2 separate regions of the Mus musculus genome follow, and region 2 is linked to region 1. Evidence: chromatin loops called from intact Hi-C (ENCODE). Cell type or tissue: heart. All regions are shown on one strand. Each heading gives the region's core, and the rest is flanking DNA. Links, peaks and the distances in the headings are about the cores only.

What was found. Peaks named below come from ENCODE experiments on the same cell type or tissue, not always from the same donor. Only the 100,000 strongest peaks of a DNase experiment are listed, where the experiment ranks them.
Region 2: it touches region 1 in a loop (14-fold over the local background); 35 of 42 quality-filtered maps call a loop at or near these places.

The regions. Positions count from the first base shown.
Region 1 is chr16:57,086,817-57,101,176 of GRCm38, forward strand. No RefSeq gene overlaps it. Among named protein-coding and RNA genes, the nearest start is that of Tmem45a2, 23 kb to the left of the region's middle. In heart, for the core only: a CTCF peak has its summit at 5,871 (motif pointing left); no DNase peak of the experiment used is centred there.
Region 2 is chr16:56,763,572-56,780,345 of GRCm38, forward strand. It overlaps Adgrg7 (adhesion G protein-coupled receptor G7), which reads right to left. Exons shown (of 16, transcript NM_172825.3): 2 at 15,011-15,124; 3 at 13,538-13,642; 4 at 9,834-9,946; 5 at 6,642-6,788; 6 at 4,247-4,347. Among named protein-coding and RNA genes, the nearest start is that of Adgrg7, 24 kb to the right of the region's middle. In heart, for the core only: a CTCF peak has its summit at 8,018 (motif pointing right); no DNase peak of the experiment used is centred there.

The DNA of each region.
Region 1 (14,360 bases), core at 2,226-10,225:
TCACAAACTATTCCACTAAATAGAAATGGAAGGTACTCTACCCAACTCATTCTATGAAGCCACAATTACTCTGATACCTAAACCACAAAAAGACCCAACAAAGATAGAGAACTTCAGACCAATTTCCCTTATGAATATCAATGCAAAAATCCTCAATAAAGTTCTTGCTAACCGAATCCAAGAACACATCAAAACAATCATCCATCCTGACCAAGTTGGTTTCATCCCAGGGATGCAGGGATGGTTCAATATATGGAAATCCATCAATGTAATCCAGTATATAAACAAATTCAAAGACAAAAACCACATGATCATCTCGTTAGATGCTGAGAAAGCATTTGAAAAAATCCAACACCCATTCATGATAAAAGTCTTGGTAAGATCAGGAATTCAAGGCCCATACCTAAACATGATAAAAGCAATCTACAGCAAACCAATAGCCAACATCAAAGTAAATGGTGAGAAGCTGGAAGCAATCCCACTAAAATCAGGGACTAGACAAGGCTGTCCACTCTCGCCCTACCTATTCAACATTGTACTTGAAGTCCTAGCCAGAGCAATTAGACAACAAAAGGAGATCAAGGGGATACAAATTGGAAAGGAAGAAGTCAAAATATCACTTTTTGCAGATGATATGATAGTATATATAAATGACCCTAAACATTCCACCAGAGAACTCCTAAGCCTGATAAGCAGCTTCGATGAAGTAGCTGGATATAAAATAAACTCAAACAGGTCAATGGCCTTTCTCTACACAAAGGATAAACAGGCTGAGAAAGAAATTAGAGAAACAACACCCTTCTCAATAGTCACAAATAATATAAAATACCTTGGCGTGACTCTAACTAAGGAAGTGAAAGATCTGTATGATAAGAACTTCAAGTCTCTAAAGAAAGAAATTAAAGAAGATCTCAGAAGATGGAAAGATCTCCCATGCTCATGGATTGGCAGGATCAACATTGTAAAAATGGCTATCTTGCCAAAAGCAATCTACAGATTCAATGCAATCCCCATCAAAATTCCAACTCAATTCTTCAACGAATTAGAAAGGGCAATCGGCAGATTCATCTGGAATAACAAAAAAACGAGGATAGCAAAAACTCTTCTCAAGGATAAAAGAACCTCTGGTGGAATCACCATGCCTGACCTCAAGCTGTACTACAGAGCAATTATGATCAAAACTGCATGGTACTGGTATACTGACAGACAAGTAGACCAATGGAACAGAATTGAAGATCCAGAGAGGAATCCACACACCTATGGTCACTTGATCTTTGACAAGGGAGCTAAAACCATCCAGTGGAAAAAAGACAGCATTTTCAACAAATGGTGCTGGCACAACTGGCGGTTATCATGTAGAAGAATGCGAATTGATCCATTTCTATCTCCTTGTACTAAGGTCAAATCTAAGTGGATTAAGGAACGCCACATAAAACCAGAGACACTGAAACCTATAGAGGAGAAAGTAGGGAAAAGCCTTGAAGGGGAAAAATTCCTGAATAGAACAGCAATGGCTTGTGCTGTAAGATCAAGAATCGATAAATGGTGCCCCTCAACAGAGGAATGGATACAGAAAATGTGGTACATCTACACAATGGAGTACTACTCAGCTATTAAAAAGAATGAATTTATGAAATTCTTAGGCAAATGGATGGACCTGGAGGGCATCATCATGAGTGAGGTAACACATTCACAAAGGAACTCACACAATATGTACTCACTGATAAGTGGATATTAGCCTCAAACCTAGGATACCCAAGATATAAGATACAATTTGCTAAACACATGAAACTCAAGAAGAATGAAGACTGAAGTGTGGACACTATGCCCCTCCTTAGAATTAGGAACAAAACACCCATGGAAGGAGTTACAAAGACAAAGTTTGGAGCTGAGATGAAAGGATGGACCATGTAGAGACTGCCATATCCAGGGATCCACCCCATAATCAGCATCCAAACGCTGACACCATTGCATATACTAGCAAGATTTTATCGAAAGGACCCAGATGTAGCTGTCTCTTGTGAGACTATGCCGGGGCCTAGCAAACACAGAAGTGGATGCTCACAGTCAGCTAATGGATGGATCACAGGGCTCCCAATGGAGGAGCTAGAGAAAGTACCCAAGGAGCTAAAGGGATCTGCAACCCTATAGGTGGAACAACATTATGAACTAACCAGTACCCCGGAGCTCTTGACTCTAGCTGCATATGTATCAAAAGATGGCCTAGTCGGCCATCACTGGAAAGAGAGGCCCATTGGACATGCAAACTTTATATGCCCCAGTACAGGGGAACGCCAGGGCCAAAAAGGGGGAGTAGGTGGGTAGGGGAGTGGGGGTGGGTGGGTATGGGGGACTTTTGGTATAGCATTGGAAATGTAAATGAGCTAAATACCTAATAAAAAATGGAAAAAAGACAAATGAAAAAAAATGTGTATAGATACAAAAAAAAAAAAAAGAATCGATAAATGGGACCTCATAAAATTGCAAAGCTTCTGCAAAACAAAAGACACCGTCAATAAGACAAAAAGGCCACCAACAGATTGGGAAAGGATCTTTACCTATCCCAAATCAGATAGGGGACTAATATCCAATATATATAAAGAACTCAAGAAGCTGGACTCCAGAAAATCAAATAACCCCATTAAAAAATGGGGCTCAGAACTGAATAAAGAATTCTCACCTGAGGAATACCGAATGGCAGAGAAACACATGAAAAAATCTTCAACATCCTTAATCATCAGGGAAATGCAAATCAAAACAACCCTGAGATTCCACTTCACTCCAGTAAGAATGGCTAAGATCAAAAACTCAGGTGACAGCAGATGCTGGCGAGGATGTGGAGAAAGGGGAACACTCCTCCATTGTTGGTGGGATTGCAAGCTTGTACAACCACTCTGGAAATCAGTCTTGCAGTTCCTCAGGAAATTGGACATAGTACTACCGGAGGATCCCGCAATACCTCTCCTGGGCATATATCCAGAAGATGTCCCAACCGATAAAAAGGACACATGCTCCACTATGTTCATAGCAGCCTTGTTTATAATAGCCAGAAGCTGGAAAGAATCCAGATGCCCCTCAACAGAGGAATGGATACAGAAAAATGTGGTACATTTATACAATGGAATACTACTCAGCTATTTAAAAAAATGAATTTATGAAATTCCTAGCCAAATGGATGGACCTGGAGGGTATCATCCTGAGTGAGGTAATCCAATCACAAAGGAACTCGCACAATATGTACTCACTGATAAGTGGCTATTAGCCCAGAAACTTAGGATACCCAAGATATAAGATACAACTTGCCAAACGCATGAAATTCAAGAAGAACGAAGACCAAAGTGTGGACACTTTACCCTTTCTTAGAAATGGGAACAAAACACCCATGGAAGGAGTTACAGAGACAAAATTTGGAGCTGTGACGAAAGGATGGACCATCTAGTGATTGCCATATGCAGGGATCCATCCCATAATCAGCTTCCAAATGCTGACACCATTGCATACACTAGCAAGATTTTGCTGAAAGGACCCAGACATAGCTCTCTCTTGTGAGACTATGCCGGGCCTAGCAAACACAGAAGTGGATGATCACAGTCAGCTATTGGATGGGTCACACGGCCCCCAATGGAGGAGCTAGAGAAATTACCCAAGGAACTAAAGGGAACTGCAACCCTATAGGTGGAACAACATTATGAACTAACCAGTACCCGGGAGCTCTTGTCTCTAGCTGCATATGTATCAAAAGATGGCCTAGTCGGCCATCACTGCAAAGAGAGGCCCATTGGACTTGCCAACTTTATATGCCCCAGTATAGGGGAATACCAGGGCCAAAAAGGGGGAGTGGGTGGGTAGGGGATTCGGGGGTGGGTATGGGGGACCTTTGGGATAGCATTGAAAATGTAAATGAGGAAAATACCTAATTAAAAAAAAAGAAAATGAGATCCTGAAGCATCTTTACAATCATACTGTATACACACACACACACAGGTTGGGAGGGAGAACATGACCAGGAAACAAGCCACAGTCTGCCTGTCACCATCTTTTAACACACATGCCGGGCCTGGTCAAGCTTCTAGCAGTTATAACTTTGACGATGGATTTCCCCCCACCCCACGTTTTTTTGTAGAGTGATCTTTCAAGGTCATCTAGACTCCATCATCTTAGGGACATTAGATTGGCTATTCAGGCAACAAAACTCAGCAGTAGGTTAGCATCACTAGGACACTGCCTGCTACTAGGAGCTCCATCGCCTGCACCCTACACAACCATTTCAAGCAGGTAGTGGTCACAGCCTGCAGTTCCCTCACAACCACGGGTGTGTTCCCAAATAGCCTGGTATGTTCCTTGGCACAATACAACCACTCACTGTACTCCAGAAACATATAGTAATGTCATGCTCTGGTTAAACAAAAAACTTCACAACAATCAGAGACACCAATACAAAAAAATATGCTCATGAACCAACAAGAGGTCTTAGTGGGTTAAAACTGCTTGTCCTTCAAGCCTGATAACCTGTGTTCATTCCCTAGGATTCATGGTAGAAGGAGAGAACAACTCCAGAAAGTTAACCTCTGACCTCCAAATGCATATCACTGCAAAAATACCTGTACTTCACACATGCACGCACACACACAAACACACACACACACACATACAACAAAAACACATACAAAGACAGCCATACACACATGCACATACACAAACAGACAAGTCCACACATATACACACACAAACATACATACCCACTCTCTTTGTGCAGGAATAGAAACCCTGACTAAGACAGACTCCAAACACATAGCATGACCTTTACTTTACACACACACACACACACACACACACACACACACACACACTAGAAATAAGTAAAATCATTTTTTAAAATGAGCTCAAGACTGCAATCCTTTCAAGTGTTATAATGTGGGCAATCAGAAAATCCCACCACATTTTCAGTTCCCAATTTACCATTATTATTCCAGATGAGAACCACTTTTTAATAAATTTGCACCTGTTGTCCAGTTCATGATAGTGATAATATTTTGATATGCTGTTACCAAAGACAGACCGAGAAAAATGCATCAAAGCAATCCTGAGTTTTGTTCAAAGAAGATGGCTTCAACCAAAGCCTAACCCCACAACTTTTCATTTTTCAAGATTGAGAGCCACATTCATGGCCTACAGAGCCAACCAGGGCCTTGCCATTATGTGAATACTTACTCCTGAAGTGTTGGGTTATTCTAGCTAAGAGCATTTCAAGTACCTGTGATTGATCTGTGTGTATCTTTGTGTGTATACACACATACACACACACACACACACACACACACACAGAGAGAGAGAGAGAGAGAGAGAGAGAGAGAGAGAGAGAGAGAGAGAGAGAGAGAGAGAGAGAGAGATATGGATATTGGTCCAGTGGTACAGTGCTTTCCTCTGGATACACCATAAACCTGTCACCCTTACAACAGAGCTTTGGGATGAGAGGACTTAGGACATGGTGTTCTTCCAAGTGGGGCTGGAGTATTGGTAGATGGCTGTTTATTTGGGGCATGTTTTTGGTGTATGATATGAATTTTTAGAAGATGGCTAATTTATTTTTTACTTTTCTCTTTAGAGACTTTCAGACTCTCATAATAAGATTGAGAAAAGATTGTCTTGCTCTTTACAAACATGTCCCTGGGACCATCAGATTTCAGATTTAAGCCACTGCTGGTGAACAAAGTCCCGGTGAAGGGATCCGAGAGATCGCTTGGCAGTTAGGAGTGCAATACTGCTCTTGCAAAGCACCTAATTCCTAGAACATAAGTCCTGCTGATCATAAGTAACTGTAACATCCGCTCTAGGAGATTTGTTGTCCTCTTCTGCCCTCTGCAGGCCTGTCTCTCAAATGGCACAGACCTCCCTACCATCACCACAGATACATACATACATTTAAATGTATATACACATATTCATTTGAAATAAATAAAAATAATTTTTTTTAAAAAAATGTTAGGTTGGATTATAAAAATAGACCCATAGCCTGCAGAGTGACACAGAGGAAGATGACAAACAAAAAGAGCCACTTTCACTGGTTAGTTGAGTCTAGAATGTGTTGCTATTAATCAGTCTTGTAATCACTGGACATGGCTGGAATCAATAGCCAAGAGGAGAAACACTGTTAGGCCTACAGAGAGGGAGAGACCCAAATGCTCAAACAATATGATTTACGCTGAGCTCAGACACAAACAATAAAGCAGCATTTGCCATGGGGTAAAAGTAAGAACCCAAGAGCCCTAAACAACGGGGTCAAGGAACTGAGAGTGAACACTGGCTACTATTAGGCTGGTGAAAGCAATTGTGAATGCTACACTGTGAACATATCAGAATGTGTTCTTAACAAATATGATTATGCTATACATCATTTTAGTGCGCATGTCTTGCTTTATGTTTGGACTATATTCATTGGCTATATTTTTATTATATTTATTTTATATTGTGGTAGTACTATTAGAGAAAAAGAAAATCTGAGCTACTTCCTTCTTAGAGTTCAAAATGGACTTTAAACGTTAGGGACAACTCTCAGCAACAATACTACCTTTGTCCCAGATACTGCTAACAGATATATACTGCTGTGGTGGGTCAAATTCCACAAAGGTGACTGGAGCCTTGAAGATGGGATCACAGCTGCTGGCAGGGGGAAAGTTGACGATGGCCAGCTCATTTCAGATGATCTTCTACGACTAGATGAGAAGTTGCCAGAGAGCACACATGGACTATCCAAAGATTGTTAGCATTTCCAATACAATGAAGGGTTGTAAAAGCTCAACAAGGGTGTGTCTCGTAAGCTAACCAAATAGTGTCATTCTGAGCTGTCTTTTTCTACTGTTCTGTGAAACAGTCATGAGCCAGTTTGTCCATTGGATCATGATGTGTGACCAAAAGTGGTTGTGAAGGATAACCAGCAATACCTAGATCAGTGGTTGAATTGGGTAAAGTGCTCCAAAGCACTTCCTAAGAGCAAACCTGCATTCTTAAAAGTCATGGTTGCTGTTGGTAGTATCCTGCCAATGTGATCCATCTCGAATCCTTTATGTCTGGAAAATATGCTAAACTAGTTAATGAAAAGCAATGAAAATCTCAATGCCTGCAGCTGGCATCCATAAACAGGAAAGGCTGAATTCTGACCAAACACTGCACAGCCAATGCCTCAAAAGTCGAACAAGTTAAACTATAGAGCTTTGCTTTATCACCACGTTCACAAAATGTTGTTAACAAAATGACTACGACTTCTTCAGCATCTGGACAACTTTTTCCATGGAAAATGCTTACACGACCAACAGGATGCAGAATGGTTTCAAGAGTTCATCAAGACCCAGAGATGAATCCACACACCTATGGTCACTTGATCTTTGACAAGGGAGCTAAAACCATCCAGTGGAAAAAAGACAGCATTTTCAACAAATGGTGCTGGCACAACTGGCAGTTATCATGTAGAAGAATGCGAATTGATCCATTTCTATCTCCTTGTACTAAGGTCAAATCTAATTGGATTAAGGAACTCCACATAAAACCAGAGACACTGAAACTTATAGAGGAGAAAGTAGGGAAAAACCTCGAAGATATGGGTACAGGGGGAAAATTCCTGAATAGAACAGCAATGGCTTGTGCTGTAAGATCAAGAATCGATAAATGGGACCTCATAAAATTGCAAAGCTTCTGCAAAGCAAAAGACACCGTCAATAAGACAAAAAGGCCACCAACAGATTGGGAAAGGATCTTTACCTATCCCAAATCGGATAGGGGACTAATATCCAATATATATAAAGAACTCAAGAAGGTGGACTCCAGAAAATCAAATAACCCCATTAAAAAATGGGGCTCAGAGCTGAACAAAGAATTCTCACCTGAGGAATACCGAATGGCAGAGAAGCACCTGAAAAAATGTTCAACATCCTTAATCATCAGAGAAATGCAAATCAAAACAACACTGAGATTCCACTTCACTCCAGTCAGAAAGGCTAAGATCAAAAACTCAGGTGACAGCAGATGCTGGCGAGGATGTGGAGAAAGGGGAACACTCCTCCATTGTTGGTGGGATTGCAAGCTTGTACAACCACTCTGGAAATCAGTCTGGCGGTTCCTCAGAAAATTGGACATAGTACTACCGGAGGATCCCGCAATACCTCTCCTGGGCATATATCCAGAAGATGTCCCAACCGGTAAGAAGAACACATGCTCCACTATGTTCATAGCAGCATTGTTTATAATAGCCAGAAGCTGGAAAGAACCCAGATACCCCTCAATAGAGGAATGGATACAGAAAAATGTGGTACATTTACACAATGGAATACTACTCAGCTATTTAAAAAAATGAATTTATGAAATTCCTAGGCCAATGGATGGACCTGGAGGGTATCATCCTGAGTGAGGTAATCCAATCACAAAGGAACTCGCACAATATGTACTCACTGATAAGTGGCTATTAGCCCAGAAACTTAGGATACCCAAGATATAAGATACAACTTGCCAAACGCATGAAATTCAAGAAGAACGAAGACCAAAGTGTGGACACTTTACCCTTTCTTAGAAATGGGAACAAAACACCCATGGAAGGAGTTACAGAGACAAAATTTGGAGCTGTGACGAAAGGATGGACCATCTAGTGATTGCCATATGCAGGGATCCATCCCATAATCAGCTTCCAAATGCTGACACCATTGCATATACTAGCAAGATTTTGCTGAAAGGACCCAGACATAGCTCTCTCTTGTGAGACTATGCCGGGCCTAGCAAACACAGAAGTGGATGATCACAGTCAGCTATTGGATGGGTCACACGACCCCCAATGGAGGAGCTAGAGAAATTACCCAAGGAGCTAAAGGGAACTGCAACCTTATAGGTGGAACAACAATATGAACTAACCAGTACCCGGGAGCTCTTGTCTTTAGCTGCATATGTATCAGAAGATGGCCTAGTCGGCCATCACTGCAAAGAGAGGCCCATTGGACTTGCAAACTTTATATGCCCCAGTACAGGGGAACGCCAGGGCCAAAAACGGGGAGTGGGTGGGTAGGGGATTGGGCGGGTGGGTATGGGGGACCTTTGGGATAGCATTGAAAATGTAAACGAGGAAAATACCTAATTTAAAAAAAAGAGTTCATCAAATTTAAAAACATAGATTCCTACATTACATGAATAAACAAACATTTCTTTTTTTTCTTTTTTTTAAATTAGATTTTATATATATATACATTTCAAATGCTATCCTAAAAGTTTCCTATACCCTCCCTCTGCCCTGCTCTCCTACCCACCTACTCCCACTTCTTGGCCCTGGCATTCCCTTGTACTGGGGCATATAAAGAACAAACTTATTTCTTAATGACAAAAAGAAATCGTGTTCATTGGGGGCTGAAGGGAAGAATCAGCACAAGAGCATTTGTAGCTCTTACAGAGGAGAGGACCTGGGTTTGCTTCCTAGCACCCCACAGTGGCTCACAACCACCTTTAACTCCACTTTCAGAAGTTCCAGTGCATACATCTAACCTCCAGAGGCGCCAAGCATGTGCACAATGCGTATGCATACATGCAGGCAAACACACTCGCATACAAAGTGGATAAGTCTAAATTTTAAAAACTTTTTAAGTGTGTTGATTATAATGATCCCTATTTTGATTAATAAAGATGTCGGAGCCCAGCTGTAGTTTAAGATTCATAGCCCTAAGCAGCAGTTCCTCTTCACAAACCTTAGCTTTGGGTGTATACACAGGGGCGAGACCTCAGACGTTCCTTGCGGTGGATCCCAGTACTAAAACACCACAGACCAGCCTGTTGGCCCCCTGGGTGTGACCTCTGCCATGAAGCAGCACCAGCACTACCACAGGCAGTGGTAGTGGCTCATCCTTACACTTAGAGTGGAGGTCCAGTCAGAGGTCAGCAACCTGCCGTGAACGTAACTATTTCAAAGCCTGTTGGCCTCTCTCCTTTGTATTTCCACTGTAAGACATGACTTGAGTTGAATTGGTTTTGATCCTGTCTGTAAGTTTGGGGAGCATGGGGAGACAGGTTTACCATCCTGTCCCGGTCGGACTATAAATATGTACAGCATTCCCAAAAGGTATGGCAGTAGGTGTCAACAAGCTTAAAACACTCACCTGCTTAAATCTATCCACTGGACATTGTTATGAGCAGAGCTATAGTCCCCAAAGTCCCCAAGGTTTCCTGTAATGAAGTCCCAATAGCACCAAATATGAGTGTGCTTAGCAGTAAGGTCTTACAGAGGCTAAGGGGAAATGGGGCATTAAAGAGGGGTTTACCTGAAGTGTACGGATGCTTTCTATGGAGAGGAAGGTAGTGTGACAGAAGCAGCAGACACCTGCTCCAGAACGAAAGGCCAGCTGAAGACAGCAAGCAGCATCCTCTACAATCAAAGTACGGAGAATTGGGAAACCAGAATTGGGGGATTTCCTGGGTGCAGAACTTTAGGATGCTCATTTCTCTAGCTTCAGCAACCCTGTGGTAGTTATGGCAACTCTAGCTAGCTAATTCGCTTGTATAGAAAGCTGTTCTCAGCAGGAATATAATGGCTGAGGATTTGTAAAACCACTACAATCCCTGAAGTAAATCTGCATGTGTTAGTTCAGTTGCTGTTGGTCATCCATGGTACTGGGTCCTGTGGACATCGGGGGCAAAGCAGGCTCGGTGTCTACCTTTAACAAGCATGGGCATTTCATACAGAAGACGGATATAAAAGTATGTACTGGGGGACTGCCGTGAAGAACTGGTGGTTGAGTTCCAATCTTAGGGGCTCAGTAGGAATCACAGGCCAGTTCTCTCTCTGAAGCTGGACTCTCTGTGGAGCAGAGGCCCTGCCAGAGATGGAATGTGCTAGCAGGAAAAGAGGCCCTGGTGGGCTGAAGAGTGGAGAGACTCTAAGAGAGAAGAGAAGAACTGAAGTGGGGAGACACAGGGATTTCCTGAAGAACCATACCAAAAATTGCCAATGTCTAACATTTTATTTCTGTCCTTTAGGAATATTTTCTTCCTTCCCCCTTTTTAAAATAATTCTCCTAGGTCTATCCAGTGACTTAGTATTGGGAGTAGGGGATGCCTTAAGTACTGAGATTGGGAGTAAGATACAAATATTTATATAAATGAACTCTACCATCAAGAACCCTGAAAATATATGCAAAGAGTTTTGGTCCCAATATAAAGCCTATACTTTATATCACAGGTTTTTTTAATCTTTGGTTTGTTATTATTTATGGAAAATGGAGATGGACATAAAAGACAACTCTAACTGATGACAAACAAGAGACACTTCTTTAAAAATATTTGCTGCTAGTAAGCTATGTTGGAATTTTTATTCTCTCCAAATATATGGCCCCCAAATGTCATAATGCCATATCCTAAATAGCTTTAAACAGTTTTACCTGTCTTTTCTGCACACTATAAAAGGACCCAGTACCCTCGAGAACTCTGACACTGAGCCACCAACCAGACAGCATAAAAAAACTGGGCTGAGAATCCCACCACATATACAGCAGTGGACTGCCTGGTCTGGCCTCAGTGAGAGAAGACACACCTCACCCTTGAGAGACTTGAGGCTGCAGGAAGTGGGGACCTGGAGAGGTCAGGGTGGGGGTGGGGACATCCTCTTGGAAACAAGTGAGGAGGAAAGGGACGATGAAGTGTGGGAGAGCGGACCAGCAAGTGGGGAGGGATAATGATTGGACTGCAAAGAAAGATTTTAAATAAATAAATAAATAAATAAATAAATAAATAATAAGGTCCAGTACTCAGGTCCGGAATTTCTCACATGCTGAGATTCCCCTGGCCATAGGGATCCCTGTATTCAGTATACAGTGGCTGCTGCTATTGGTTCAGTGACTACATAGTTGTACTGACTCCCAAATGCAAGAGTACTCACACTGCAGCAAGGGGCACACAAACCAGAAGAGGACCTGCACTACAAAGGACTGCTGTTTGCACTGTTTTCCCAAGAATCTCCAGTCAAGGAAAAGTCCTGCGCACTCCCTGACTCCACGTCCCAGGTTCTCACTGACTAAAGTATTCAGTTTCCACACTGCTCTGTGAACAGGACATGTCTGCTGCTCCGAGGAGCTCATAGCAGCTGTGGCCATCTGCCCACGACCTCCCTGGGACAGGGCCAACCAGTATCCTATCACATAAGAGGCAAGGATTCATGAGGCCCCACCCCTCCCCAGAACCTATTAGAGTTAAAGGTTGCCAGGGAGGAAGTGCAACCACAGAGGACTCTTCCATGCTCCAATAAATAATGATAATAATTAATGAATAATCCCCTTCCCATGCCATGTAACCTTAAATAAACTAAACAGGTCACAAGAAAACATAAAAGTAAGACGGGGGTTGTTGAGAACAAAGGGAGTTCAGTGGGAATGGAAAGAGGGTTGTATAGAAATAGGGAAACAATAGAAGATAGAAATTTATCAAAATGCATCATGGTACACGAGCAAAATTGCCAAAGAATTTTCTAAATTGGAAGTCAGTTTCTTGGCATGGAAACCACACTCCAAGCTATCACAATAGTGGGAGTGTGACATTGTAAATTTGACTGAACTACAAACTGAGAAAAACCAAAAGTGAACGCTAAGGTAAACACTGATAGAGACAGTTCTCTGATCGTGTCAGGTGGACCACACTGAGAGATGTTGATAAAGTTCTTATCCAAGGAGTTGAAAAGAAATGCTCCCACAAATTTTCTAAAGAAGCAAAATGAATTCCTTTTTTTTTTTCCCCAGAGAAATGCAATGCTTTGTACAGATCAGAGAAGGATGGACCATCAAGACAGACAGTGGACCAGACACGTGAGTAGCAGTGTGTAAAAGCTCCACTTATTGTTAAGGTTTCCTTCTGTAGGGTTCAAGAGGTCAAGATTGGTCCCTAAAAGATACAGGATAGGCAATTCCCTGTTTTGATTAATAAATTAGGTCAGATCACTTTTCTTCTGCCTATGTCCCTTCCCATAATGCATCTGGCTTTAATCACATGCATGCCTAGTGATGCATAGGCATAAGATGTTAAATAGAAGAGTCTCCCTACAAGCCAGGCGTGGTGGCGCATGCCTTTAATCCCAGCACTCCGGAGGTAGAGGCAGGCAGATTTCTGAGTTCGAGGCCAGCCTGGTCTACAAAGTGAGTTCCAGGACAGCCAGGGCTACACAGAGAAACCCTGTCTCAAAAAAAAAAAAAAAAAAAAAAAAAGAGTCTCCCTACAAGTTTATGAGATATCACAATTTTGTCTTGTTATACCTCAAAACAATTCTGGCCAAATTGAAGCATCTGTGCTTTATATCTGAATGTATTAGGATAATCTGGAATAGAAACTGTCTAGATTTTATTGTTTCTGAGGATTAAGAGTTAGTCTCTTGTTCAGAGATAGAAGTACTAATGCAGATAGAGGTTCCAGGGAGTTCCAGGGATTGTATAGAGAGGTGTGTGTGTGTGTGTGTGTGTGTGTGTGTGTGTGTGTATGCTCATATGCACACACACACACGCACACAAATACACACACACACATAATATGTATAGGTAAAGGAACTGAGCTGCCAAGTGCATTATTACAAGGAGGAATATAACCAAAAACAAATGGAGTCTCAAGGTACCCATAAATTGTGTCTTATGCTTTCCTGCCTGGGCATGGTGGTTAAATGGGAAATATCTGTATCTTCTACTTGATATTGATGTAAATGTAAAACTGATCTTTTACTGTAAAAATATTTTACTATAAAATTGTAAAATCTGGCCATTCCAGAAGACACAATCTCATAGCAAAGAGTTCCTCTGGCTCTTACAATCTTTCCTTCCTTTCTGACACAATGATCCTTGAGCCTTAGGTACAGGAGATGAGTTGTAAGTATACCTGTAGGACTGGGCTCCACAACTCTGTATTTTAGTTGGTTGTAGTTTTCTGTACTAGTTAGTCTCTGTCTGTTGCAAAGAAAACTTTCTTTAATGTGGAAGCTCATCAGGCCCTGACCCTGCACAAAGAACTTCAGGTAACTAATGAAGTCAGAGAAGAATATTCAATATCAAATGGTTAACCCTGAAGGCATGCATAAATAACATTGTAAAGACTGAGCAGGTGGTAATTATATTTACATGTAATTATATTTAGTTATATATAATTGTATGTTGTAATTATTATATTTAGTTAAATCTATAATTACCACCTACTCAGTCTTCATTATATATATATATATATTACTATATATTAATGTGTATTATGATGTATGTATATATGTATATAAAATAGGTTATGAATTTTAAAGAGAGCAAGGGGGTGTTTGAGGGAAGGAAAAGGGTAAATTATGTACATATATCATAGTATCAAAAATAAAATATTATTAT
Region 2 (16,774 bases), core at 3,753-11,752, 320 kb before region 1:
TATGGGATTCCTGAGTGTGTGAATGAGTGTGTCTCTGTTTCCTGTGCCTTCTCTTGGGCTCATTTTCCCCTGTTTTACTCAATTCCATTGTGCTAGTTTTTGTTTTATCTGATTATATTTTATTATAAAACGTGGTGATGGGATGCAATTGATTTGCAGTTTAAAATAGATACAGAAAAATGTGAATTATTTTGATTAGTATAGTCTTATAAGAAGCTTAAACTAGACATTTCTAGAAGAGGATAATGACTTTTAAATTTCAAACGTTACACAATTTCATGAGTTGTTGGCAGTTTGTGCTACATATTTCCAATGTAATAAATAATATTAATACCCGATGGCATCTTTCATTAGGACTTACCTAATGATGGCTCTAAACTGCTAAGAGGATCGTTTGCTTCCACTGTACCTGATAAGTTCCCATTAAGGAATACTGAAACACTGGGGTACCAAGAAAAGTATCCCCAGGCATTCAAAGGCTGAGAAAAGATGTGCTAAATGTGTCAGGGTTGTTTACCACAGTCAGAGACACTTCTAGAAAGTCATCTCACAGCTACTTTTAAGGCCATTTTTCTCTCATGTCATAACGGAGTAGGTTAAATATGGGCCTCAGAGTAGCTGGTCTGATTCAAAAGGCAGCAGTCAAACAGACTTACATGACTGAAAGGGGCCATCCAGTTTTTCAATTAGTAATCTTCTAGTCAGGGCGATTGGTGTGATCAGGAAGTTTCGGATTTTAGAGTAAAAAGTCAGGCCATTCTATCATTGAAAGGATAAATACAAAAGAAAAAGAGGCAATTTTCTTCCTGTTGAGAATAAGGGCGGGCCCACATACTCTTAGGAAGACTGCAAAGCAGCCTTCGGGCCCTAGCCATCTCCCTCCCCCCAGGGAAGATCTGGCTCTGCACACATACACTGACTGTTACCACCTTATGCTTGGATTTTGGTGAGATTCAGTACATCTTACAATAAATTTCAACTTGGTCAGTGTGGCGGTTTGAGCGAGAGTAGCTCCTATAGGCTCATATATTTCAATGTTTGGTTCCCAGGTGGGGGATTGTTTAGGAAGGCTTAAGAGATGTGGCCTTGGAAAAGATATAACACTGGAGGTGGGTTTTGAGGTTTCAAAAGGCCATGTCAAACCTTGTCTTGCTCTCTCTCTCTCTGCTTCCATCTTGTGGGATAAGATGTAAGCTATCAACTACAGCTCCAATGCCTGCCCTCCTGCGCACTCTGTTGGTCATAGACTAGCCCCTCTGAAACTAAGAAAGCCCCCAGTCAAATACTTTCTTTCCTAAGTTGTCTTGTTCAGGGTGTTTCATGACAGCAATAGAACAGTAACTAAGACAGTTGGGAAACTCAAGTACATAACTGTCTTAGTTATCTAAGAAAGCTAACTAGAGTAGAAATTCAAACAATGGGAAATGCATATGCAAAAGTGGATTATTTTACAGAGACAGTTTTACTTCTCAAATCAGGCCACTAGGGAGATAATTTTGACCTTCAATACAACAGCAAGGATCCAGGGTTACAGATTGGCCATTGCAAGCTGTGTTCAAAAGGAAAACTTAAAACCTAACTTGTTGATTGGACCATATTGCCTTCACCAACAGAAACCCTATTCAGAGCCTCAGAGCTCTGGCTACCTGGACATTGTGGCCCCGCCAGCCCGGAAGAGGAGAACAGACACTTCACTATGACAACTTGATGGGGTTGAAGCTGGATGGAGTCCTTCCTTCCCATCCCTCTCCGTCCCGTTTGCTTCCAGCTTTCCTATTTCCACTAAATAAACAGACTAAAAGGAGGATTCAGAGGCTGAACTCGGTGAGTTACAGGAGAGAGAAGTAAAAGAGATTGGTGGCTGATCCCTGGCTTATGAAGAGACCCTCTTATAGGCTTGCCTCAACAGATAGAGTTTGGAGAACCAGCCTTACCCTGAGAAAATTTAGTTCCCTTCATTTGAAAGGAAGAGAATGAAGAGAGCTCTTTCTTGGTAGCTCTTTAAGAGTATAGCTGCCCCCCAGTTTCCATGGGGGATTGGGTCCTGAGCCCTGTTATCCTTATGGACACTGAAATCTTACAATGCTTACATTCTTCCATAAAATGGCACAGTGCTTGCCTATAATATATGCATTTATTTCTGTATATTTAGATAATTTCTATACAACTTATGAAACATACTATGAATGCTCTGTTTCATATGCATCCTTTTTTAACTTTGATAGTTTAACCCTAAATAGATGGCTATATTCAGTCAAAAACTGTAAATTATATGGAGGATGTCCATAGATAGATAGATACATAGATAAATAGATAGATAGATAGATAGATAGATAGATAGATAGAGATAGAGATAGATATATAAAATGCTTTTATACAGAATGTTGATTGCCCATAATGCTAAAAGGCTTGATATAATCTGAAGACTACCAAACATCAGAGACTTGGTTAGATTAAAAAAGCATTTGTGTGTATGTGTGTGTGGTGTGGTTTGGGTGTTCATGTGTGGGAGTGCGGGTGTGCGGTGCATGTGTGCTGGGTGTGTGTGTGCATACACGCGGGGTATGTGTGTCTGTGTGTATGCAGGTGTGTGTGTGTGTGCATGGTGTGTGCGCAGGGGTGGGGTGGGGTACGGCGGGTGTGGTGGGGTGCGGCGGGTGTGGTGGGGTGCGGGGGGTGGGGGGAGTGGGTGTGGGTGGGTGTGGGGGGGTGGGTTGCACGCGGGGTATGGGTATGTGTGGGTGGTGTGGAATGTATGGGTGCCATGCCATGTATGTGGAGGTCAGAGGACTGCTTGTGGGAGTCAGTTTTCTCCTTGTACCATGTGGAACCTGAGAATCAAATTCAGGTTGTCTGTTTTGATGGCAAATATCTTTACTTCCTGAGCCACCTCACGGATCCAGTAGTTAATAGTGATTGTCAAGTTGATTAGATCTGGAATCAACTAAAAGATAGCCCTCCCCCCACCACCCCTGAAAGCCTGTGATGGTGTTTTCAGGAGTAATTAATTACAGGGGCCAAGATCCTTTGCTAGAGTGGACATCACCTTCTGGACAAGGCTGATATGAGGAGGGTGGAAGGCAAGGCAGTGAGCTTGGTTGTCTTCCTCGGTTTGCAGGGAATGAGCCTGCTTGGTTGTTGCTGCTGCCATTTTGTGCGGATATTAAAACCCAACTTCTTAGACCTTCCAATTGAGCTGAAGGTCGTGGTTCTCCAGAAATCATTTAGGCCTTCGGAAGGACGACTGAGGCATCCATCCTTGAATTCTGAGCAGCTACTGACCTAGCCTCTATAGTGTGCACATAGCTGTTGTTGTGCCCCAAATTGTATAAGTCAATCCAATAAATACCCCTTTGTAGTACATCGTCATCCTGCTGTGCTTCTCTGCCAGTGGACTCTAAGTAGGATGCAATAATATAAAATTATGTGCATGTATACATAGTCATAGCTTTTAAAAGGTTTTAAGGTAGTAAATGACAATAGGTTAACACATTATGTAGTTACTTATGTATGAGTGCATAAACTTATATACAGAAAGAAAATATTTGGAGTATATTCTAAACAATTGAGGTAAATAATTTCAAAGAATTTGCCCATTATGTATTTGCTCATTTTTCTGCAGTAAGCAAGATTAAATGTAAAAATAGGTTTAAAACTGTATTTTAATGATAGGCCTCTGTAACTAAATATGATTTGGTGGGTATACATACATAATCAAAAATAATCAAGTACATGGCCTTAATAAGCAAAAGCAAAGGAAGGGGGGGTTGGAATTCCTTTTTTCCCCCCAAAGTAGCCATAGGAAAACAGAAAGCAAAACAAAACAAAACAAACCCCGCCTATCAATTCTTGGGAAGAGAGAGCTGAGGTGTGGACTGTAGGCTGACAGTGTGGTACATCCTGTAGTCGGGTGCTCTCTGCAGCTCTGTGCATGGAGAAGGGAGTTGGAAGAACACCTTCTGTATGCAGAGGCTGATGCTTTGAACACATCAGACCCAGGTAAAGAGAACAAACTGTAATCTGAATCATCCCAGAGTCACTTTTTCTCCTAGCCCATGAGCACACCTCAAACCAAGTAAGTAGCCCATATCACTCCATATAGAACAAGATCAAGTAGAAAGTCAAGGGTTTTCTCTTAATTCCCAAAGCATCAGGCAGTTATTGTAGCCCCGTGAGAAATAGTCACACTTTCACCCAAGGAGGTAGATGGTACTTCCTCAAACTTTCTTTCCAAACAGTTGCTTACTTGCTAAAGGATTTGCTGTTGTCCATCTCAGCAGCTTTTTGAAAAACATCTTCACTGGCATCCAAAATCTGACTCACTGTGGCTATAGCAGTTTTTTTTGCCTGTGAAGGAGAAGGCACGTCGCATAAGATATGGGTCATGCATAATTATCACTCTGATCATGAGGAATTATCATGGTAGCCAATAACAGGAATAGCATGATAGTCCAAAGGAAAGTAACTTTTTAAAATCAAAGTTTCAGTTTGAGACCTGAGATAAAAGAAAGACCCATGATAAGAAGTAAAAACATAAATGAAGCTGGGGAAGGAGGAGGCTTAGGAGTTTGAATTTGACTTCATGATAAAGTCACTCACTGAGTTCTCTCTGCTCACAAAAACACTTGGCTTGGATAAAAGTAGACACAAATATTGCTGCAGTGCTGGCTATCCAAACCTCACAGCCCACAATACTTAGCACAACTTAAATACTTAGTATCAGGTGTACTTTTAGCCATCAGTAAAATTGTTCTCTAATAATTGAACACTCAGGTGTGTCAGAGATATAGTCTCTTGGCCTTTCATTCCTACATGTTTTTACCAACTAAACTTTACAGGGAGAAGTGCATATTCTTTGAATTCTGTCTTTAATTACCTTGTTACTTAAAACCTACTTTTCAAAGAACCTTTGGTAAGTAAAACAGTTTTTGAAAGAAGGTTATCTGAAAATCATGAAGGAAATGAGCTGTGTTGATGTACATCATTTTGATAGCTTACAACCCTGCTGACCAAATTAAGAACTCCATTGATGACAAATGTCAAGTATACTTTTAATGGTTGAGAATTTAGCAGGCCATGATATTAGACCTGTAAACCTCACTTAGGGCTTTTTAGAAAGCCAGAGACCAACCTGTGAGTATGCTTGACACAAATGCAGAGATTAAAAGGCATATTTCAGAGCAAGTGTGTAGGAAAACAGTTTATTTGGGATAGAACAGGGATGACCCAGTTTAATAAAATTGTTAATCTGTACCTAATAAAGAGACTGGTTTATTCTAAGACATGCTGGAATATCTAATATAATAATAATCATCACGTTAATTCCAGAGGATGTTTAGACAAGGAGTTTAACTTCTTTGAGCATCTCCCTAGGAAGTGTTCTCTGCCCAATTAACTTAAACATCACTCAAATCACTGTGTAAGGAATAGAATTCAGGATGTTCCTCCCATTTTAGGTTTTGGGAATCAAACATAAGGCCCCACATACGCTAATGAAACACTATCAATAGGCTACAATCCCAAACACCTCTTACGACTTAAAAGCTTGGATTTTTCAGTCCCAAAAGGACATGCATGGCATGTTCTCACTTATAAGTGGATATTAGCCATAAAATACAGGATACCCATGCTACACTACACAGACCCAAAGAAGCTAAACAAGAAGGAAGACACAAGTGAGGAAGCTTGACTCTCACTTAGAAGGGGGAATAAAATAGTCATAAGAGGCAGGTGTGGGGAGGGAACTGGGTGGGAGTGGGGAGGGGGATTCAGGATCAGGTGTGGGGAAGGACAGGAGACAGACAGGGGTGGAGAGGTGGAGGGCATCTCCAGGATGTGACAGAGACCTGGGATGATGGGGGTGCCCAAGAATCAATGGGGCTGTCCTTAGCTGTCACATCACCGGGGCTATGGAACCTGAAAAGGCCACCTCCTATAGCCAGGCAAGAACACCAGTGGAGTGCCCACAAAACTTTCCACCCCAAATTTATCCTGTCTATAAAAAAATTCATGAATGGGGAATAGAGGAGAGACTGAGATTCCCTCTTGAGACCCATCCCATGGGCAAGCACCAATCCCTGGCACTATTAATGGTACTATGTTGTGCTTGCAGACAGGAACCTAGCATGGCCTGTCCTCTGAGAGGCTCGGCCCAGCAGCTGGCTCAGACAAATGCACACACCCACAGCCAAGCAGTGGATACAGCTTGGGGACTCCTGTAGAAGAATAGGGGGAAGGATTGTGAGACCTCCACAGGGAAACCAACAGAGTCAACTAACCTGGACCCTTGGGACCCTCAGAATCTGAACCACCAACCAAAGAACATACACAGGCTGGACCTTTGCCTGCCTGTGCATATGTAAAAAAAATTTGCAGCTTGTTCTTCAGGTGGGTTCTAAACAACTGGAGCAGGGACTATTCCAAAAGCTGTTGCCTATCCTTGAGATATGGTCTTCTAGCTAGGCTGCCTTGCCTGGCCTCAGTGGGAAAAGATGTGCCTAGCCCCTGATGTGCCAGGGTGGGGAAATATTCAGGGATATCACCCACTCAGAGAAGGGGGATAGAGGGGGAAGATTAGTGGATGGGAGTGAACAGGAGGGAGAAGTATGTAAAGTGAATAAAAATAAAATCTTGTGTTTTACCTGGCTTTCATTGTTGGCTTTACCGAAGATCTGTCCAACCACTGTAGTAGCAGAAGTGATATTCTGAGCAGTCAGTTTACTGGCATCTGCTGTTAAAACCTGGGCTTCTCTAGAAATATTCTCAGCACTTGCTGTTTGGTTGTTTATCTGTTTAAAGGTAGTTTTGTTTATTTCAAAAAGTCTAGTTTATACACGTATTCCTAAACATTTTGCAAATGACTGCAGTTGAATGAGCTGTTTAACCGAATCTTTGTTTGCTTCTTTTTTTGTGTGTAAGCAACACAGTTCACAAACCCCGGGGAATCCCCTCATTCTCGACTATCTGCGTGCATTATATTAAGAACAAGGTGATACAACTCACAGACCATATGACGCTCAAGAGGAAGGAAGACCAAAGAGTGGATGCTTCAGTCCTACTTAGAAGGGGGAACAAAATAATCAAGGGAAGTAGAAGGCGGAAGGGAATTGGAAGGAAGAGAAGAGGGGGAGAGGAAAAGGAGGGGAAGAATCAGGTATGGGAGGAGATGGAGGAAATATACAGAGGGTCAGGAAATTGAACAGAGGTGTGTAGCAATGGGGGATGTGGAACTGGTGGTAGCAACTAGAAAGTCCCAGATGTCAGGAAAGCAAGAGGCTCCCAAGACCCAGCAGGGAGGACATTAGCTGAAATACCCCACAAAGAGGAGGGAGGACCTGTTGAGACCATATCCAGAGGTTAGGCACGCCCCCCCCACCGGTTGAGAAATGGGGCCACCTACCCATCTTCAAAATTTTAACCCAGAATTGCTCCTGTCTAAAGAAAATACAGGGACAAAGAGTGAAGCAGAGACTGAAGGGAAGGCCACTCAGAGACTGCACCACCTGGGGATCTATCCCACGTGCAGACACCAAACCCAGACACTATAGCGGATGCTAAGATGTGTTTGCTGACAGGAGCCTTATACAACTTTCTCCTGAGAGGTTCTGCCAGATCCTGACCAATACAGATGCGGCAGCTTGCAGCCAACCATCGAACTGAGCACAGGGACCCCAATGGAGGAGTTAGGGGAAGGACTGAAGGAGCTGAATGGGCCTTATGTGGCATCAATGGGAGGAGAGGTTCTTGGTCCTGTGAAGGCTTGATGCCCCAGTGTAGAGGAATGCTAGGGTGGTGAGGTGGGAGTGGGGAGTGGGTGGGGGAGCACCCTCATAGAAGCAAAGTAAGGGAGGATAGGAGCTTTGCAGAGAGGAAACAGGGAAAGGGGATAATATTTGAAATGTAAATAAAATAAAAAATTGTAAAAAAAAAAAGTAAAATAAAGAACAAGGAACAGCTATAGTCACGTTGCTATGGAAGTGGAGTCAACGTGTGGGGATGCAGTGAACTCAGTTTTACACTAGATGGCACCATCCCTTCGAAAATCAAACAAGTACTCATTTGTAAGGAGGCAGCAGAAAAACAAATACTGAATTCAACAGCCAAGTCTCAGTGCTGAGCACACTGGTGTTTTAGGGTGTGGGTGTGCATAATAAAATATATAAGCATACATCATTTATACTATAAATTATAAATAAAAATGGTTCTGTGAGCTGAGCTCCCTCCTAAAAAGACTTAAAAGACTTGGAGACGTTTAGAAGCTTATCCTAAAGTTTACACAGCTTGGAAATCGCAGCGTCAAGAGGCTAATACTGGCTTGTCAGATTCCAGAATCTGTAGTCTTCCTTTCAATATGTAACTGATAGCTACCTGCACAACCGCTCTCTCATTTCCAACCCACCCACACCCTGGCCATCTGTGATAAGGAAATTGCTGTGGTTCCTTGTGGATTTTTTTTTTAATTAGATATTTTCTTCATTTACATTTCAAATGCTATCCCCAAAGCCCCCTAATTCCCTCTCCTCGCCTTGCTCCCAAACCCACCTACTCCCCTTCTTGGCCCTGGCATTCCCCTGTACTGGGGCATATGATCTTCGCTAGACCAAGGGCCTCTCCTCCCGTTGTGGATTTTAAACTCAGCAGTAGCTCTGTGTCAGCTTGGCGATGGTCCCTGGCAAAAGCATTCTCACTCAAGAGTTCTAACTTTTCCTCACCTATAATATTTATCTGTGGCTTAAATATTAAATATAAAGCTTAAACATGATTTCAAAAACTTAGCAGTGTACTTAAAATGTTTTAAATGGTACAGGGACATTCCCCCAATTAACCAAAGTTTTATTTACATTTTATTTATTTATTGGTTTTGGCATTACAATTCAGAAGTGATGTATTCAGTACCAACAGCACATTGACTCATTCGGATGCTAATGACATGAAAATGTGTTGCACTTTTATGAGTCTGGACAGCAGCAAACCACAGCCTCTAGTCATTCCCAAGATGATGAAGACAACTGAGTATGCTTCATTGGTCAACCATGATGTTGAGTAGATTAGGTGATTTAAATACATTTTAAATATACAGTGGGCTTATCAGGTCTTAATCAAATTTTATGTCCAGGATCATCTGTATTTGGTAGCAGTAAATGATCATCCATTGTTGGCATTGGTGGCATCACCTTTAGTATGGAAATCATATCCAATTTGATAAGGAAATAAGATAAAATATCTGGTGGCACTAGCTGTAATCACTTTTAGTATGGAAATCATAGCCAATTTGATAAAGAAGAAATAAGATAAAATCTCTGCACAAAGAAGTGCCACATCAACGTTTTCAGCTTCTTTCTCTTCTTGAGTGATTATACAAGTTAGCACTTCTATGCATGTTCGATTGTCTATTCCTCAGCCCATATAATTAAGATGAGTGGAAACATATCTAGTCATAAATCCTTATGGATATAACCCTGAGACTAGTGTCAACATGAAGTTGTCTGTGTCTAAGGGTAATGAATTGTTCAATTTCTTTTTCATTCATTTTAATGAAGTAGACTATCTTTGGTTTATGAAGCCAGGGCTCTACGCTCAGTCAAAGCTTGAGCAGTCTACAAATATAAGGTCATTTAAAATATTTGCTAAGCTACCATTTGCTGAAATAAAATGTCAACATTAAAGAGATGTCGACTTTTAACCAAATAAGAATGGTTTCACTTACTGATATGGTGATTTATAATTTGAGAGTTTTAAAAGCATCAATTTGACCTTTAGGTATGTAAAAACCAAAGAGTTGGCCTAGACTCAGAATGTATCCCGCTGCCCAATGGATGGGCTAGAAGGCCTACCTGTATCTCCAGGGTCTGTAGATTTATATTACAACTTCCTTTGGTTACATTTTGTAGTTCTATGTTTCCAAACTCAGAAACATTGCACAGCCGAGTTGCTTTAGGACTGCCCGCTTCAATAAAAAAGAAAAAAGTGTAAAAAGCCAAACATGGAAACCACTGAATGCTTTGTGCCAGGGTGACTCTGCTGGGCACTGCATGTATTCACTCTTGAGTCTGGGCTGACCTGTGACTGGCCTTCATCAATGGAGTGTGGTGGAAATACACAACTTCCAGCACCTGGGCCTCAAACATTCTCTCAGTTTCAGTCTCCACCATTTTAAGATGTTAGAATGCTTTCCTAAGATCACAATATGAGGGAGTGAGTCTGATACTGGGAGACAATGTACTGCTGGATTGAGGTGCTGTAGCCAATGGTCACCATGCGTGTTCCCCAAATGAACATTCTAGCTGCCACAACCAACTTATAGCACGGTGAGAAACCTAAGGCATTGTTTTAGGATGAGCATTTGGAATTATTTTAATACCCAGTAATAGGAAACTCAACCAATTGCTTCAGTATTCTACAATTGTCTTGATTTTTAAAATGGGAGTTTCTGCCATGACCAGTTGCTATTTATTCCCCTCTTTGTCTCAAGAAAGATTTACTTTCTAACACATAGGAATGAAATAACTTTGAACAGGTCACAATGAAGGTAAACTAAGCTGAGACTAGAACCTATATATAAGATTTCTTACTGGCTCTTAAGTTATATGTTAATCCTTTATCTCTATGCAAATCTGGGTAACTCCCAAAGGCATAGAATTCCAGAGTATTTCAGCAAATGCTAGATGTTCTACTGGCTCTCAGGAAAGCATCTCCTTGGGCAGTTTTGTTTCCTCAGATCATGTGAACTTTCCACCTCATTGTCATCCAATTACTACTGATTACATATGTATAGGTAAAATCATAATTAAAGGGGTGGTTAATCACAGGCGACACTTTTTCTCAGGATCAGTATTAAGGCAGCTGCTTTTTGAGAAATGGTAAGAGATGCTGATATCAAAAACTGCTTTAATGACACTTAAAACAGGTTAGGGTTTTCATTAATTTATATGATCACTATACATCTACTGCAAGGCATTTGTACTGGCTAGTTGTGTGTCAACTTGACACAGCTGGAGTTATCACAGAGAAAGGAGCTTCAGTTGGGGAAATGCCTCCATGAGATCAAGCTGTAAGGCATTTTCTCAATTAGTGATCAAGGGGGAAAGGCCCCTTGTGGGTGGGACTATCTCTGGGCTGGTAGTCTTGGGTTCTATAAGAGAGCAGGCTGAGCAAGCCAGGGGAAACAAGCCAGTAGAGAACATCCCTCCATGGCCTCTGTATCAGCTCCTGCTCCCTGACCTGCTTGAGTTCCAGTCCTGACTTCTTTCAGTGATGAACAGCAATGTGGAAATGTAAGCTGAATAAACCCTTTCCTCCACAACTTGCTTCTTGGTCATGATGTTTGGGCAGGAATAGAAACCCTGACTAAGACAACATAATAAGAAGTTTTAATACATATAGGATTTAGATGTTTTAAGAAGTCATACCAAGTGTGCCTCTTCCATTATTCGTTGAATTATGAATATATTCAAGTATCATTGAAATGCACTGTAATCACTTGTTATATAAATAAATTAATTAAAAAGAATTCTTAACAGAATTAAAAGTGGATTTGGTAATAGTTGAAATATATATCTTTAAAATGATATGGACTCAGTCTGAAATTCAAAGATATAATAAACATTTTTATAATAGTTTCTCAAGAATCAGATAAATGTCAAACAGAAGATGATACTGTGACTGGCTTAGCCCCCCCCCCAAGTATTATATCTATCAGCTGTGATAACTTTCATGGGTATATTACTGACACTTATTTTTTCCCATTCATAGCATGCAGTTATGCTTTGTAAGTTGTATCTGGTTTATGAAGCATAAAAAATGTAAGGTATATATATAATATAGAAACTGAAGACAACAGTTATCCATAAGCTCACATGCATAGTAAAAACAAATGTATTGACATGTTCCTTTAGCTTTCTGAGATATTAAGAAGCTTGTGCTGTCTAGTTTAATGTCAACTTGACACATCTGAGAGATAGGAACTTCATTTGAGAAAATGCTCCCATAAGATCTGGCTGCAGGTAGGCTTGTAGGGCATTTTCTTAGTGATTGATGGGGAAAGGTGCAGCCCATTCTGGGTGGAGCCAGCCCTGGGCTGTCCTGAGTTGTATAAGAAAGCAAGCTGAGCAAGGCAGTAAGCAACACTCCCTCTCGGCCTCTGCATCAGCTCCAACCTCAAGGTTCCTGCCCTGCTTGAGTTCCTGTCCTCATTGCATTTGGGGCTGAACTGTGGTATGGAAGTGTGAGTGAAACAAACCCTTTCCTCCCCAAGCTGCTTTAGATCATGGTGTTTCACCACAGCAATAGTAACTATAACTAAGAGAAGGCTGGGAAGGACTAATCGTAGGATGGATCATGGACATGTGAGTGATCACTTATAGAATAAGTAAAGAGAGATTGTAGGAAAAAGCAATTCCTACAATGTACTTAGAATTTCAGTGTGGTCAGGATATACCCAAAAGTTAATATCTAAGTAAAATATGAAATCATTCTCACTGTTACTGATGATAGCTTTACCATATATTTTTATAAATGAGTTTTAAAGAGATTGCATTCTTGAAACATCCAGTCTGTAAGAAATGGGGGATGCTGGCAAAGCTAAGAAGATACAAATTAATGCAGTCAAGGGACAGGTCAAACATCTAGATAAAATTACATGACCAGTAGGCTCTAGTTATTATGAAAAGAGATCTCTGGATGAATAAAGTCTATACTCAGAACACTTTCCTCAGTGTGGTACTAATTTAAGTCATCAACATTCTGAATCTTGCCTGGAAACATATTTTTTATAACTTATGTATTTGCTGCTTTTATTTATTTTTTAACAATTTATTTATTATTATATGTAAGTACATTGCAGCTGTCTTCAAACACACCAGAAGAGGGCGTCAGATCTCATTACGGATGGTTGTGAGCCACCATGTGGTTTCTGGGATTTGAACTCAGGACCTTTGGAAGAGCAGTCAGTGCTCTTAACCACTGAGTCGTCTCTCCATTCCTGTCTGGAAACATATTAGAACCAGAATATACTTCCTTTGATTCTTGAAATGCCTCAAACACATAGGGTTGTCATACTGATGAAAGTGTCATGAATCTAGAAATATACCATGATGAATAACCAAAGTGACCAAGGAAATAAAGGACTACTGACAACAGGCCTACTCCAGTTAGTCTCTAGTTGGAAAGACATATACTCAAAAAGGTACAGAAGAAATCTATAATATATATTGATTTAAAATAATGTACACAAATGCTACAACTCACAGAATAAATATTCACCTCAACAAATGCTATGGGACAGAGTAAGCTAGAGAAAAAAATTCCAGTTAAACACAGATCAGGAAGAGTTTAGAAACAACTGATCCACGTTAAAGTTTTTAGGGAAATTATGATTTTATGTAGTTCTACACTAACCTTTAAACATTGACATTAAAATAAGCTAAGACTTTCCTTTCTGTCTTGTCCAGAGAGCTAATCCTAGTTGGGGGAATGGTAGGTATGATTCACTCTAACCATTCTTGTGGTAAAATAGAGATTCCAGGGGAGGGACACATACCATTGAGGGTGCCCGGTTCACATGTTTGCAAAGAGGGTCCATATCTGCCCACTGGGATACTGCCAAAGGTGAATTCACCGTCGGTACTATTTTCACAGAAATTAGCTGTAATGGAAACAAATTTCTCTCATGATAAATCATATCTTTTATTTTTGAAATTTGAAGATGGGTAAAAGATGAATTTCAGAATCTTTGCAGTGTAATTGGAATAAAAAAAAAGACTCAATAGTCAATGAGCCAGTTCAGTTTCTATACTTTCTATCAGCTTACATTTTTGCCATTAGAATAAATGTGCTATATAATTGGTTTCTGTTAAAATGTACACCATACAGACTTGGGTTGGGGGAAGGTGTGACCACTAACACACTTTACACAATGCATTGCAAGAAGTATGTATCAATCAATTAGGATCTAGAAAATGGCCTGATGACAATCTATGGTGGCAAAGGACTTTATGAGTCTTTGGGTCAAAGCAAAAAGGACAAAATCACGGGGGTATAGGATGCATTCGCTGGAAGGAGTAGAGGCAATTAATTGGAGGATATGGAGAGACTATTCCAAGATGGAAGTATGAGAATGAAAACTGTTGGAAACTACACCTTGATCCAGAAACTGCTTGAAATGGGACTCTGACATCATGTATGGACATCAAACCATAAATTTAATAGCTCAAGGGAAAGGAAAGAACTGAATTAAGCACATATTTAAGTATATCCTTAGACTCATTGTGATTCAAAAGTAAAATGCTAAAACTCTGGCTTTTGAAAGAGAGTCAAATAGCATATAACCTCTCAAAAGGACTTGCAGAAACTATATTGCAGTGTCTCCATCATATAGACCCTAAGAGGAAAACGTGGCTTTGATTGTTGAGAGGAAAAATCTCACAATTTTAGCATTTATAATATTTTTTTTCATATATATGTGTACTTGTGTTTTATTACTTGACAGTTTTATACAATTACATAATAAATGTTAGATTTTTTTTCCTATTGCCACTTTCCTTCTTATTCCCCATCCTCTAGAGTCCCTTTCCAAGGTAGTCCTCTGCCTATTTTCATGCCTTCATTTTGTGTTTGATTCTCTAAGTTTAGTTAGAATTTCTTGCTCAAGAGCATGAGTGAGAGATTCGTTACTGAGGTAAGGGCAACTTTATCAGTGCATACACCCCTAGAGAAAAAAATCGTGCCTCCTCCCCTAACAGTTAACTCTCAGTAGTTTCCCAGGGAGGGAGTAGAATCTCATAAAAGCCCCTGGTATCCATGATGAAGTGTGGACAGACCAATCTTGTGCAGGTCTTGTGAAGACAATCACAGTTGTGGTTAATTCATGCATCCATATCTTAGTGCTCTCATCATGTTTATTGTATCTATAGTCTTTAGCTAAAGCTTCTAGAGGGTTTTTTTTTTTTTGCTGCTGTTGTTACTAACAAAAGTTTCACCAATATGTCATCATAGTATTATTTAAGTAACTTACCAATTGTACAACGCAGCCCTTTCCACTCTTCTGTACAAATGCATCTGCCATTTTGCCAGGTTCCGCCATTCCTGCAGAACTGTACAGGGATACTTGGCACAGGAACAAATATCCCTGAAGAACCAGTAAACAGAATAGTATGGGAACTTGTCAGTTAGTTTCTCTTTTTATATCTGTAGCTCTTTAATTTCTATATGCAAAACCTGATTGGCATTGCTGGAAATATCCATTATATTATCCTCATCAATATGTAACATTATGAATACTTAAAAAGGTATATTTAAAGGACAGAGCATTCAATGGGAATCTTCTAAGAGGAAACAGACAATACATAGATAAATAATAGATAAATAAACAGGTTGACAAGTTAGAATGCAGACTTCCAAATACTATTCGGATACTATGCTGGCTAATTTTATGTCAACTTAATACAGGTTAGAGTCATTTTAGAGGAAGAAACCCCAGTTAACTAAATGCCTCAATAATATTGGACTGTAGGCTATCCTGTAAAGCATTTTCTTAATTAGTGATTGATGAGGGAGTGAGCGCTCAGCCCATTGTGAGTGGTGCCATTCCTGGGCTGATGGTCCTGGGTTAAGTTCAGTAAGTAAGAGGCTGAGTAAGCCATGGGGAGCAAGCCAGTAAGTAGCCCTCCCCCATGGCTACTGCATCAGGCCTTGTCTCCAAGTTCTTGTCCCGATTGAAACCCTGCCCTCACTGCTTTTGATGATGAATGGTTATATGGATCTGCGAGTGAAACAAACCCTTTCCTCCCCAAATTGCTTTTGGTCATGGCATTTTGTCACAGCAATAGAAACCACCAAGACAAATACAAAGGAAATAATGAGGACAGAGATCAGACCAACAAGGAAGACTTTCCTAAAGAGGTAGTGTTTGAATTAGACTGTATTATTAAATCAAGTAAACTCAAGATAAAAACTCGTGGCCCTAAATTGGAAACACAGAAAGAGTAGCATCAAAGGGTGCTCAGTAGGTAAAGAGCTTCCTGTACAAGCCTGAGTTCAATCCTCAGAACCCTTGTGGGAAAACATGACACAGTGGTACCCACTTCCAGTGGCAGGAACGGAGATACTGGTCGATGTCTGAGCCTCTCTGGCCAGACAGACTTACTGAACCAAGGAGCTCCAGGCCAATATGAGAGCCTGTCTCAAAACACAGTGTAAGCGGCACTTAAGGGATGATAACACTAGAGGTTGACCACTGATCTCCACAGGTATGCCACGTGCGTCTGCACACAGACGTGACCATGTGTGCATACTGGATGCACGGTGTAGCATCACAAAGCACGGAGAGATCTCACATGTCCCAACAGCAGTAGAATGTACACAATAGCAATGGTCCCTGTGTATGTTCTTCATCCTGTCTACATAGAGTAGACTGTGAAGACCTTTATACACTAAGCTCAGGAGATTAAATCCTGAGAAGATGCAGAGGGGTCTTAAGGCAAAGGAGTTGCATTAGGAATGTGTCCTAGGATGACTGATCCAACAATGTGAGAATAGGCTGGGCATATGGCAAGAAGAGTTAAACAGTGATCCAGTCTTCCATGGTGGCACTAAGATGGTAGACAGTAGTTGTCTTAGTTAAGGTTGCTATTCCTGCACAAACATCATGACCAAGAAACAAGTTGGGGAGGAAAGGGTTTATTCAGCTTAAATTTCCACATTGCTGTTCATCACCAAGGAAGTCAGGACTGGAACTCAAGCAGGTCAGGAAGCAGGAGCTAATGCAGTTTGTTTCTGC